Regions from separate parts of the Homo sapiens genome. Here regions 2 and 3 are each linked to region 1. A link is a contact called in ENCODE Hi-C or POLR2A ChIA-PET data. All regions are on one chromosome and are shown on one strand. The core of a region is the stretch at or near the end of the contact, and the rest is flanking DNA. Distances in the headings are between cores, read along the strand shown.

What was found. A loop is a pair of places that touch in the nucleus more often than their neighbours do. ChIA-PET counts read pairs that join two places held with the same protein, here RNA polymerase II (POLR2A). Pooled maps may share reads with other maps.
Region 2: a map with no recorded cell type shows a loop between it and region 1 (25-fold over the local background). The contact joins the promoter of ZFP91 here to the promoter of WDR74 in region 1. A Hi-C loop is called at or near these places in 1 of 37 single-sample maps with no recorded cell type and 9 of 50 pooled maps. POLR2A ChIA-PET finds 5 or more read pairs at or near these places in 1 of 52 experiments (activated T-cell).
Region 3: a pooled map shows a loop between it and region 1 (12-fold over the local background). The contact joins the promoter of KDM2A here to the promoter of WDR74 in region 1. A Hi-C loop is called at or near these places in 2 of 50 pooled maps. POLR2A ChIA-PET finds 5 or more read pairs at or near these places in 2 of 52 experiments (HEK293 and T-cell).

The regions. Positions count from the first base shown.
Region 1 is chr11:62,837,264-62,841,169 of GRCh38, reverse strand. It overlaps WDR74 (WD repeat domain 74), which reads left to right and starts at 1,580. Exons shown (of 11, transcript NM_001369450.1): 1 at 1,580-1,663; 2 at 1,742-1,848; 3 at 1,935-2,056. The coding sequence starts at 1,600. RefSeq lists enhancers at 387-556, 1,187-1,326, 1,397-1,736, 1,797-1,916, 2,027-2,156 and 1 more and a silencer at 207-256.
Region 2 is chr11:58,576,367-58,580,431 of GRCh38, reverse strand. ZFP91 (ZFP91 zinc finger protein, atypical E3 ubiquitin ligase) reads right to left here and starts at 1,369. Exons shown (of 11, transcript NM_053023.5): 1 at 810-1,369. The coding sequence starts at 1,150. ZFP91-CNTF (ZFP91-CNTF readthrough (NMD candidate)) reads right to left here and starts at 1,318. Exons shown (of 13, transcript NR_024091.1): 1 at 810-1,318. It also overlaps a transcript of LPXN not described here. RefSeq lists enhancers at 300-991, 1,736-1,965, 1,685-2,377, 1,996-2,515, 2,536-2,615 and 1 more and a silencer at 896-1,315.
Region 3 is chr11:67,117,315-67,121,147 of GRCh38, reverse strand. KDM2A (lysine demethylase 2A) reads right to left here and starts at 1,885. Exons shown (of 21, transcript NM_012308.3): 1 at 1,099-1,885. LOC107984341 (a long non-coding RNA gene) reads left to right here and starts at 2,800. Exons shown (of 2, transcript NR_160735.1): 1 at 2,800-3,833. RefSeq lists silencers at 744-833, 1,359-1,498, 1,679-1,748, 1,889-2,328, 2,509-2,788 and 2 more and an enhancer at 2,399-2,448.

The DNA of each region.
Region 1 (3,906 bases), core at 331-2,830:
AATTTTTATACTTTTAATAGAGACGGGGTTTCACCATGTTGGCCAGGGTGGTCTCCATCTCTTGACCTTGTGATCCGCCCGCTTCAGCCTCCCAAAGTGCTGGGAATACAGGCGTGAGCCACCGCGCCCGGCCTGTTTTGTATTTTTAGTGGAGACAGGGTTTCACAACGTGTTAACCAGGATGGTCTCGATCTCCTGAGCTCGTGATCCGCCCGCCTCGGCCTCCCAAAGTGGTGGGATTACAGGCGTGAGCCACCGCGCCCGGCCTGGTTTCGCGTTTGATGTGTTAAACCTAGGTCGCGCTCGGGGTTTCAAGCGTGAAATCCTAGCACTTCGGGAGGTTGGGGCGGGCGGATTGGGTAATTCCAGCCTGACTAACATGGTGTGAAAAATCCCGTCTTCACTAAAAAACCAAAAGAAAAGTGAATCAGGCCTGGTGGCGGGCGCTCTAGCCTGAGAGACAGAGCAAGATTCCATCTCAAAAAATAAATAAATCTTCGCGTTAGATAAAGGGTTTACTTGTAAACTGGTAATTTGTTGCTTTTCTGTGTTAATCTCTAGGTAAAGTAGCGACTTCCCTCTCCTATTTACGCATGCGCTATTACTGTATTTCTACTGAGCGATGACTTTCTCTGCGTTTCTCATGTAGCATAGCACAGAGTACTTTTAGTTGTTTTTGTTTTTTTTTTTTGAGACGGAGTCTCTGACGCCCAGGCTGGAGTGCAGTGGCGCAATCTCGGCTCACTGCAAGCTCCTCCTCCCGGGTTCACGCCATTCTCCTGCCTCAGCCTCCGGAGTAGCTGGGACTACAGGCGCCCGCCACCACGCCCGGCTAGTTTTGTTTTTGTATGTTTAGTAGAGACGGGGATTCACCGTGTTAGCCAAGATGGTCTCGATCTCCTGACCTCATGATCCGCCCGCCTCGGCCTCCCAAAGTGCTGGGATTACAGGCGTGAGCCACCGCGCCTCGCTGTCCGCCTCTTGAAGAGTAAACGAGGCCGGGCGCGGTGGTTTAGTAATACCAGCTGTAATCCCAGCTACTTGGGAGGCTGAGGCAGAAGAATCGCTTGAACCCGGGAGGCGGAGGTTGAGGTGAGAGGAGATCGCGCCATTGCACTCCAGCCTGGGCAACAAGGGCGAAGTTCTCTCAAAAGAAAAAAAAAATCGTCGGTTTCCTTTTCCCATCTTTCTTTCGTGACTTATATTCCAGAACGAAGCCCCACACATCATTAATGATTTGAATCGTTTCTAAAGTGTTTCTTAAATCGTTTCTTAAATCGTTTGTTGTTTCTTGTCTAACAGTCCAGAACACATATTACATAATGGAGCCGGGAGACAGACTAGGGCTGGCTTGATCCGGCCACGCAGTCCAGGAAAGGTGCTTTTCACCCCCAAGTGCAAAATGATCAATGTATTCTTCCGATCTACATAAACAAGCACCTCCTGGTTTCATTTTCGTAAAGCAAAACAAGCATGGAAGCTTTACTGTTTCGGCTCTTCAAACTTCCAGCAACTACACTGCGCTGCATCGGACTCGACGCCCGCTGGTGACGCACACGCTGCGCCGGAAGTGTGAACTGTCTGCCTCCAGGCTTTGTCATGGCGGCTGCTGCTGCACGCTGGAACCATGTGTGGGTCGGCACCGAGACTGGGATCTTGAAAGGTGGGTGGCAGGCTCGGGCGTCGGGAAGTGCAGGGGTGCACTCGCGCCCCTGGCGTGACTGACGCCTTCGTCTCTCAGGGGTAAATCTTCAGCGAAAACAGGCGGCGAACTTCACGGCCGGAGGACAGCCGCGGCGCGAGGAGGCAGTGAGCGCCCTGTGTTGGGGCACCGGCGGCGAGACCCAGGTGAGTGGCCCCTGGTCGGGCCGGAGCTGGGGGCCTGGGGCGCAGCAGCCTCGCTCTCCTCGCCATCTTGCCCTTCTTTGCCGCAGATGCTGGTGGGCTGCGCGGACAGGACGGTGAAGCACTTCAGCACCGAGGATGGCATATTCCAGGGTCAGAGACACTGCCCGGGCGGGGAGGGCATGTTCCGTGGCCTCGCCCAGGCCGACGGGTAAGACCAATCCCCTCGCTAAACTCAGGGCCGAAGGGAGAGCGTTGATGCTCCCTGAGGATACTGGAATGATGGCGACAGGCAAACTCTTAGTGACACGGCTTTGAATGGGTGACAGGGACCTGGGTTTCTGCCTTATGTAGTTCATACCTGTAACACACATTTATTGAACACCTACTGAATTCCAGGCACTGGGAGAAGTACAGGGGCTGCCGGTAAAATTTCTGCCTTCAAAAAGTTCTCATCCTCTAAGGTTTTTCACCTGACTCCATTATAATCCTCTAAGTAACCATGGGCAAGTCATTTAATAGTTTTGTGTGTGTGTGTGTTTGTTTTTTGTTTTTTTTTTTTTTGGAGACGGAGTTTTCGCTCTTGTTGCCCAGGCTGGAGTGCAGTGGCGCGATCTCGGCTCACTGCAACCTCCGCCTCCCGGGTTCAAGCGATACTCCTGCCTCAGCCTCCCAAGTACCTGGGATTACAGGCGTCTGCCACCACGCGCGGCTATTTTTGTATCTTTAGTAGAGACGGGGTTTCACCGTATTGGCTAGGCTGGTCTCGAACTCCTGACCTCAGGTGATCCACCTGCCTCGGACTCCCAAAGTGCTGGGATTACAGGCGTGAGCCACTGTGCCTGCTTGTCATTTAATAGTTTTAAGCAAGGCTGGGTGTGGTGGCTCATGCCTGTCATCCCAGCACTTTGGAAGGCCGAGATAGGTGGATCACTTGAGGTCAGGAGTTCAAGACCAGCCTGGCCAGCACGGTAAAACCCCTTCTCTACTAAAAAAATACAAAAATTATCCGGGTGTGGTGGCTCATGCCTGTAATCCCAGCTACTTGGGAGGCCGAGGCTGGAGAATCGCTTGAATCCGTCCCGCAGAGGTTGCAGTGAGCAGAGATCGCACCAGTGCACTCCAGTCTGTGAAACAGAGCAAGACTCCATCTCAAAAAAAACAACAAAAAAAGTTTTAAGCATGCATTCATTAATTCATTATTAATTCATTTATATTTTTTGAGACAGAGCCTCACTGTGTCACCTAGGCTTGAGTGCAGTGGTGCATTCATGGCTCACTACAGCCTCAACCTCCCGGGGTCAAACGATCCTCCCGCCTCAACCTCCTGAGTACCTGGGACCACAGGCAGGTGTCACCCTGCCCAGCTAAATTTTTAAGTTTTTTATAGAGATGGGGTCTCACTGTGTGCCCAGGCCAGTCTCAAACTCCTGGGCTCAACTTGAGCTCAACCACCAACAAGGTGATGTAGCTCTGAAAGCAAAGATTAGGAAGGTGCTAAGTGGTTGGATGACTGGCCTTGCTTTCTTCCAAAGATGATGAAAGAGGGCTGTGAAGCAGGCTGCATAGGTTTGGTGGTGGTAATTCTGACAGGTGAGGTCTGGAAAGCCTGTGGGGGGGACTGGATGTCTGAACTGGTTCTTGAGGGATGGGTAGAATTTTGACTGGTGGAGAAGGGGATAAGGGTATTCTAGAAAGAGGGTACTGCCTGGGAGAGGCCAAGGACTGGAGGCATGCTACAGGGTACATAAATAGGATAAATAGCATTTGATTTGGAAGTTGATAACAAGGAAGCGTTTTTTTTTTTTTGTTTTTTGTTTTTTTTTTATATACGGAGTCTCACTCTGTTGCCCAGGCTGGAGTGCAGTGGCACAGTCTCGGCTCACTGCAACTTCTGCCTCCCAGGCTCAAGCGATTCTCTTGCCTCAGCCTCCTGAGTAGCTGGGATTACAGGCATCCGCCACCACGCCCAGCTAAGTTTTTTTTGTATTTTTATTAGAGACAGGGTTTCACTATGTTGGCCAGGCTAGTCTGGAACTCCTGACCTCAGGCAATCCGCCC
Region 2 (4,065 bases), core at 120-2,619, 4.3 Mb after region 1:
TATTCTTAACATGAGTATTATTTTAACGAACAATTTAAGACAATGCTCCTGGCCACCTGTTCATGTTTCCTCTATTACGTCTAGGTAATAAAGGAATTCCTCTCAGATGATTCTAATTTCAAGGATGAAGTTCCTACATTTAAAAACACGAAACACAAAGATAAAACATATGCTACTTAGTAAAAACAAACATTAAAGAATGCTCATATAATTTTATATGAAAGACTCCATACTTAAAATCGTAGCAGTGGGCTTTTAACCTGACCATAATAAGTGGCAAATTTCTCAAAAGAATGAGAAGGGTTGCGAAAAATTTAGAAAAGTGAAAAAAAAAAAAAGCTACATAAACACACTAGTACATCTGGCTCTTGAGCTAACGCGAAGGCGGGGGGGAATCATTTTTGAAGGCTATGATCGGGCTGTGTATTCCCTAAAGGGCATGTGATGTAATACTGGAGAGCCGCCTAAAGGAAAGGGATAGGGTGACAAAGGGGGTGCGGATGCCAGAAAGAGGGATGAGCCTGCGGGTGTCAGGGAGGAGGTGGATCACTAGCGAGTGCAGGGGTGTATCAAAAGATGATTTCGGGGAGTGGGGAAACGGCCCGACAAGCGAAGGTACAGGAGCGAGATGAGGGTGGCGCAGAGAGGAGGCACGAAGGCTCCCGGGGAAACGGTGTGACATCTGGCGTGCGGAGCCGGCAGGGGGCAGACCAGGCAGGATGTCACGTGGAGTAGGCGCTACGGGAGCCGAGAGGGTTGCGTACGGACAGAGGGGGGTCTTTCCCACCGCCTGAAAGACTGTTACTCACAGGAGTCGCGGACTCTTCTTGCCCTGAACTGGAGACGGGGACTTCGCGGCCTGGGGCTGCTGCCCGGGGACGTCGGGAGGCCTGGCGCTGGGGCTGCTCCTCCGCCGGCGGGGATACTCGGCCTTCCTCCGGCGGGACACAGCTGCGGCGGCGGCGGCCGCAGCGGCCCGGCCTCGGTCCCGACCTCCCCTCAGCACGCGGCTGCTAGTGGTCCCTGCAGGCGCCGCCGCGACCGCCTCAGGGGGCCGTTGTTGGGGCTCCTCCGGAGCCGCCTTGGCCGCCTCTCCCCCTTCCTGGTCCTGCTGCTCCGGGGGTCTCGGCTCTTCCGTCTCCCCCGGCATCGGGGCTTGTCCGTCCCCCACCCCCTAGTCCTAGGCGGCGGAGGCGGAGGCGGCGGCCTCGGCGCTGCTCCCCCCGCCCCCTCGCCTCCCGAAGCCTGCGGCTCACTCTCACCCTGCGCTCCTCTTTCCCCCCTCCCCTCCGCCCGGCTCCGAGGGCGCCCCCCCCACCCCCTGCCACTCAAGGTCCGCTACCGCTGGCGGCGCGCGCGCGCGCGCCACAGACGCTCAGCGGGCCAATCGGAAAAGAGGACAAGCCTCCTCACCCCGCCCCTCGCAGTCTTACACGCAGCGGCGCCCCAGGTTCCCTCCCCCACCCCTTCCTTCAGCCAATCAGGAAACGGCTAAAAGGGGAGCGCGCGAGGTTTCCTTCCCCGCGCACCCGTTCTCACCGTTAAACGGCTGTGTCTCGCGACAATCCCAAAGTGACCTTTTTCCCCCCTCCAGACTTCAACGCGCGCTAGGGGCAGTGCGAGGGGCAGGTCTCGCGAGGGAGGCGGGTGAGAAGAAATCGCACCTCTTTCCCCGCCTCACGCAAACCCTAGACTGGCTGCGCGCGCACCTGCCTCCCTGAGGAGCCACTGATACCACAAGGGCTCTTTCTATTCTTCTTTAGGCCGCAGAAGTAGCCTGGGCGTTCTTCCGCCTCCACCCTACCCCACTTTCCTGTCTTTGGCCTTTCTGTCCCCAGCGCCGCCAGATCTTGCGCGGAGAAGGGGGTAGTATTTTGAGCTGTCGCTTCTCCTTTAAGAAAAAAAGCCCCGTCGGTTGCCGGATGAAAGTCTCTGAAAAAATGGCGGCGGCAAAACGGAGGCGGGGTTGTGGGGGCAACGAGGGCCCGCCTCTTGGCGCATGCGCACCGTTAACTTAACCAAGGGCATTCTGGGAGATGAAGTCTTATTTCGCCTAGGCTTTAGGAAAAATAGATGGGAAACCAGAGGTGGAGAGGATGCCGGGAGGTTCTAACTGAGTCACGACGGGAAAGGTAGTTTACTTTCCGCAGTCTAGAGTTTACCTTTTTTTCGGGAGGCAGTGTTTCCGGGTTAGGTCGCGACGCGTGCCGTACATCCGGGCTCAAGCGTCGAGCCAATTGCTGGTCTGATGGGAGGGTTTTTCCTACTTTTTCTTACTTTTTATCTGGGCGTTGGCGTACCTTTCTCGGGGTGTCTGCGTAACTGCCCAGACTTGCCTTGGTTTGGTCAGATGACACCTCCTCTGGGACTGGCTAGCCAGCGTTCATGTCTACATTATTGATCTCGTCTTCCGGTGTGTGAGTCACTCACCTGTGAGCTCCTAGAGGTCAGCGACTAAATCTGGTTCCATGGGGTCCTTGGGCCCTCGGAGCCCTAGCACAAGGCCCACTACTCAGTTGGCTCTTAATCAAATCTGTGAAACGAATTATAAAGTTGCTTTTCTACTAGACCTTGTTGGGACACCAAGGAGCCGGCGTCGGTTGCTTAACTTGGATGCGGTGCCTGACCTAGAGGGAGGCGAAAGGGTTGTGAGCGTGACATGACTGGTGACCTACACCGAGAAGCTGAAGGGTCTCTTAAGCTCTGCGGCCGGAAGCCATCTGCTTCTGCGGTTTATACAATAGCAACTTTATCAGAGGTTACTTTTCTGCACGCTAGCGTATGACATTAATTTGTCTTCCTGATTCATCAAAGGGAATTTCCGTTGCAGTTGGTGATGCAGTGGGCCTCTCCCATTTCTTTTTTCTTTTCATCCATTACAATCAAGGAACGATTTGCAAGAACATCCTTTACCCCTGGAAAATAAGGCATCCAGGGCTAAAAGTCCCAAAAGAAAGAAGCTGGAAACAAGATCTGGGGATCCAATTTTAAATTTCACATTAATCATTCAGTTAAACTGTAGACAAGTGCTGAAGTACATTTTTCCTTCCAGTACTTTGACTCAGATACCACTTCATATTAGACAAATGTTTTATATTCTCTACTGAGTATTTTCCATTTTCATAGGGCTAATGTCATTTTCAGTTGTAATAATCGATTGGCATAGTGTCAATGGAAATTTTTTAAGATTGAGTTTGTAGTGAGCAGACTTTTGGAAGGAACAGTGCTGACATCCAATGGATGCTCAAAGTAATACAGAGGAGGAATCTCCTTTCAAAAAAAAATGTACAGACAGTGGAATGGAGAATGAATTATTCCCTAAAAAAAAAAAGCCACTGTGGGCTGGATGTGGTAGCTCACCCCCGGAATCCCAGCGCTTTTGGATGCCAAAGTGGGAGGATCCCTTGAGCCCAGAACTTCCAGACCAGCCTGGGCAACATAGGGAGACCACCCTCTACATAAAAAATAAAAATAAAGCTTTTAAGCTAACCTGGTGGCGTGATGGGATGCACCTCTGGTCCCAGCTACTCCAGAAGCTGAGAAGGGCAAATCGCTTGAGTTCAGGAGTTCGAGTTGGAGGTTACACTGAACTATGATAGTACCTTTGCACGCCAGCCTGGGTGACAGAGAGCTTGTCTTAAAAAAAGTAAAGAAGGCTACGGTGTTGTAGAGGAAAGATCCCAGACTTTGCAATTATAGTAAGTAGCAAAGCTACCAATTAATTATCTTAGCAAGTTGCTATTACATGAACCTATTTCACCATTGGTAAAAAGGGGGAAAAAATCTATTTCACAGGGCCATAATTATAGTTCCTTACGTATTGCTTTTTTATAGTAGGCCTTTTGTAAATGTTTAATTCAAGGTGAATAAATCACAGTGGTAAAAAAGGTGAAGAGTTAACCTCAGTGTTACTTTCCAAAGAAATTGCTATAAGGCAGTGTATCTAGGCAGGGATTATGCTTAATTGAGATGCACACAGTTTAACATCTGGTGTCAAACCTGGCTTCCTTCTTTGTGACCACCCTATAGATGTTTGCTTTTGGGACCACTGAGTAAACCAGGCCC
Region 3 (3,833 bases), core at 636-3,135, 4.3 Mb before region 1:
TTAAAGGCTCTCTGAAAAATCAGGTTCCTCTTCATGAGTTTGGGACCTTTCTGCTCTTGGGCAAGTGGTTCCATGTCATGTTCAACATTAATCACATTACAACTGTCGGAGGCCTAGACGAAACGAGATGTTGGTTTCAGTTCCTTGTGGAAGGGCCACACCACCAGTTTCTCCCCACAGGATTACAACTAGCAAGGATCTCCTTCATGGCAGCATCAGCAAGAAAAAAAAAAAGCCCAGGACTTTTATCTCCAGAGAGCTGACCAGGTGAAGCACCACTGAACTAATCCAGATCCTAACCAAATTAGTTCTCTCTCACCGGTAATCAGAAACTAAAGGAAAGAAGGGCAAACTGACTATGTAAAAAGAGGACAAAAAATTAGGATTTAAATGACCCCAAAACAATTTCCCATACCCCTCCTGTAAGGCCGTGCACAATCGTCGCCTTCCTTTCTAGACTCCCCGGATCTTATCATTCCCAAATCTACCCTCCACCCCAACACAAGATGTGCACAACTCTGAAACAAATTTCAGAGGTGCAAATCAAGGACCAAAATTCCATCTGATCTTTTTGGATAAAGTAATAAAATAAACGATTGCATCTAAGGATACAAGGAAAATACATCTTGTCCAAAAATTAAATAAAAGACCGGCCGGCGCGACGGTCAATCCGTAATACCAAGAAAGGGTTTTCTTTTTTCTAAATATTCTCGTGGATAATGGCTTCCATTGAGAACACAGGTTCCCCCCGTTTTTGTCACTACATTACAGCCACGTTAACAGCATCCTTTCAAAACTGCTACGAGACCAGAGGACCCGATGACACAGTTTGCAGAGCAGTTAGAGGCAGAGCCCTCCCGGAGGAAGCCCTGGCCCGAAGTCGGGAGGGAAACCGTGCTTGCACCCCCTGGGCGACGACCGCCTGGGCATGGAGCAGCCAGGGCCGGAGAGGAAAAAGGGCGAATCTCGCTGGGCTCCCCCAGGAAAAGGCGTTTCAATGGTTCACCCATCGGAAAAAGAGATAGAAACTTTGCATTCAGTCTTTGGATAACACAGTCAACCAAACTTCCAAATGAGGGGGGGGAGGGGGAAACTCACCGGAGATTCTGCTCTTGAGTTCTTGTCCAAGTGAGAAGTAAAAGATTCCAAAGCTGAGAGGAATAATTAAATCCCAAACGTCGTCTTCGGTTTTTCCGTGGATCAACCCAGTATCCAGAGAGGGTCAGAGCGACCAGGAAAAGGGAGCAAACAGTTGCTGAATCAAACCTTCTCTTCTGGCTTTGGAGACCGGGAGTCGGAGGCGTCAGGAGAGAGGAGCGCGACCCCTCGGCGCCGAGCCCGGGGCGCCCCCGCCTCCCCCAGGCCAGCGGTCAGCAGCCCGGGCCCGAGCCCCGGGCCGGCCCCGGCCGCAGGGAGCGCCCTCCTCGCCGTGCCCTCGGCCAGCAGGGGCTGGTCGCCTGCGGGAGCAGCGGCCGATCAGCTGAGACCGGCCGGCCCGAGGCTCCCCGCGCCGCCCCGGCCCCCCGGAACGCGGGCCCCGGCCCCGGGGGGCGGACAGGGCGGGAGCGGCGCGGCGCGCCGGGATGGGGGCCCTGGCTCCCCTCGCGTCTCCCCCTCAGGTCTGGCTCCGCGCTGCGGGACGAGCCCCCCGGCTACTCCCCAGTCGCAGAAGAGGGATTCCGGGGGATGGGCCCCCTGGCGTTGCCCCTCCTCCCGGAGCGTCCCCTGCCCAGGAAAGACAGAGCGGCCACGGGCCCAGCCGCTGGGAAGGTGCTCCGAGAGCCGCCGCCGCCGCCGCCGCTGCCGGGGAGGGGTGTTGTTTCCCTCACACAGGAGGAGCCGCTGAAGCAGCCGCCGCCATTTTGAACCCGTCAGACTCTCACATACACACAGCTCCTCCGAGGCGCACTGCGCAGGCGCCACCTCCCCACCCCTCCTCCAGCTCGCCTCTCCACCCCCCCACCCCCTTCAGGCCTCCCTGCGCTTCTTACCGCTCTCCCGGGCGCGCGTGAACGCGCACGCGTCACTCCCCTCTAACGCGGACACACCGCCGGCGCGCGCACGCGCGGATGCGTCGGCCTCGAATCGCCCGCGCCCCGCGACGCCGACGCGGCTCCCTGCGCCCCCTCGCGTCAGGCCGCCCGCCCTCCCTCCCTCCCGCCAGCCCGCCGCCCCCGCTCCCCGTCGGCGTTCTTCCAGGGCTCGGGCCTGGCTGGCTGCTCGCGCCTGCGCGCAGGGCACCGATCCTCCTCCGCGCGCCCTCCCCCCACACACCCTCACACACACTTCGCCTCTGCGACCCCGCCCCTCGCGGCCAGCTGTGCTGGCCGCCCTCCCCCACCCCCCTGGGAGGGTGGTGACCCCCGACCCCCCACAAAGCACATCACCCCCCCCAAGCAGTGGGAGATCTGCGTCCCCTTCCCCTTCAACCGCCTTTGGCCCCAGGCTGCCCGTCACAGTCACACAACCTGAGGGCCGGGAGGCCTGGGCCAGGGCAACCGATACCCGCCTCAAAGCAGGGTCTCCCGGGGTCAAGCCGCCGGGCTGGGCCCGCGGGACCTGGGCTCCCGGCTCAGGCCTGCCCAGGGCGAGAGGGCGCAGGGAAGGGGCGCATGGCCGCCGGCTGCCCTCCCTTCGCGTGCCGGCCGGTGGGCCGAGGCCGGCTTGCCCGCCATTCCCGGGCAGGCCCCGGCGCCGCCGCCACGGGGCCCGTCTGCCCTGGGCCCGGGGGCTCCTCGGTGCAGCGGCCTGGCCCCGCCTCACCCACTGCTCGTCGCTCCGAAGGGGCAGGAAACAGGAGTAGCATGTCTGTCCTGGGCTCGGCTCCCCGGGGGTGCTGCAGGCGCTTAACAAGGGCGTCCACAGGTACCAGGCGCAGAAGCGGTCTCCGCGACGGCCCGGGGGCGGTGGCGGCCGGCGCGCCCACCGCCGGCCGGAGGCGCCCGGCGAGGTGGCCCAGGAAGCCCCCGCTCCTCGGCCACGCTCAGCTTTCCGCCGCGCCGGTGCCCCCGGCGGCCCGGGTGGGACGTGACCCCGCCCCCGGCGAGTCGGGGCGCCCCCCACGGAGGGGTGCGCGGGCCGCCCCCGGCCCCCGGCCCGACCCTGCCGCCCTGGGCCGTGGCGGGCGCGGGAGGCCCGGCCGGGAAGATGTCTCCTGTTGGTGCGCGCAGCTTCGCGCGGGGGTCAGCGACGGGGCAGCAGCCGCCCGAGCTGCGCCGGCCCTGCCCACGGACCGACTCCCGCGGCCCGACAGCTGCCCGACGGGCCAGCAGGCTCCGAACGTCGACGGAGCCCGGCCGGAGGTACCCGAGCAGTGCCATGCGAGCAGCCCAGCCGCGATCCGGGCATTTCCCCAGCCAATCTCTTGCTCTGGGGCCCGTTTAAATTCTAAATCCCACAAAGGACGGTGGCTGGGGCGTTACACATCGGGGTTGGCACTATTGGCTCCACTACGCCCTTGCTGAGCGGTGTCACACAAATCTTTTTCTCCCTGCCTTGGTTTCCCACTCTTTAAGCTCTGACTCCTGGAAGCAGGGAATGGAGCAGAGAGGTAGGGCATGGAGTGAATCATATAACCTGCATAAACAGCCATCAACTCTTTCAGGAGGACGTTAGCGAGACAATTAAAATAATGATACCTTCTAATTCTATCAAGGCTTGAACTCCAAGGTAAAAGCGCTACGTAAATGCAAGGTATTATTATTTATTACCACAGAAGGTTTTTCTGCATGCACAACTTGGGGAGTTTGTACAGACATTCTCTGCTTTGTTTCACAACATCCTTAGGAGACAAGCTAAAGTGCCTGTTAGCGCTATATTCATTTTAAAGATAG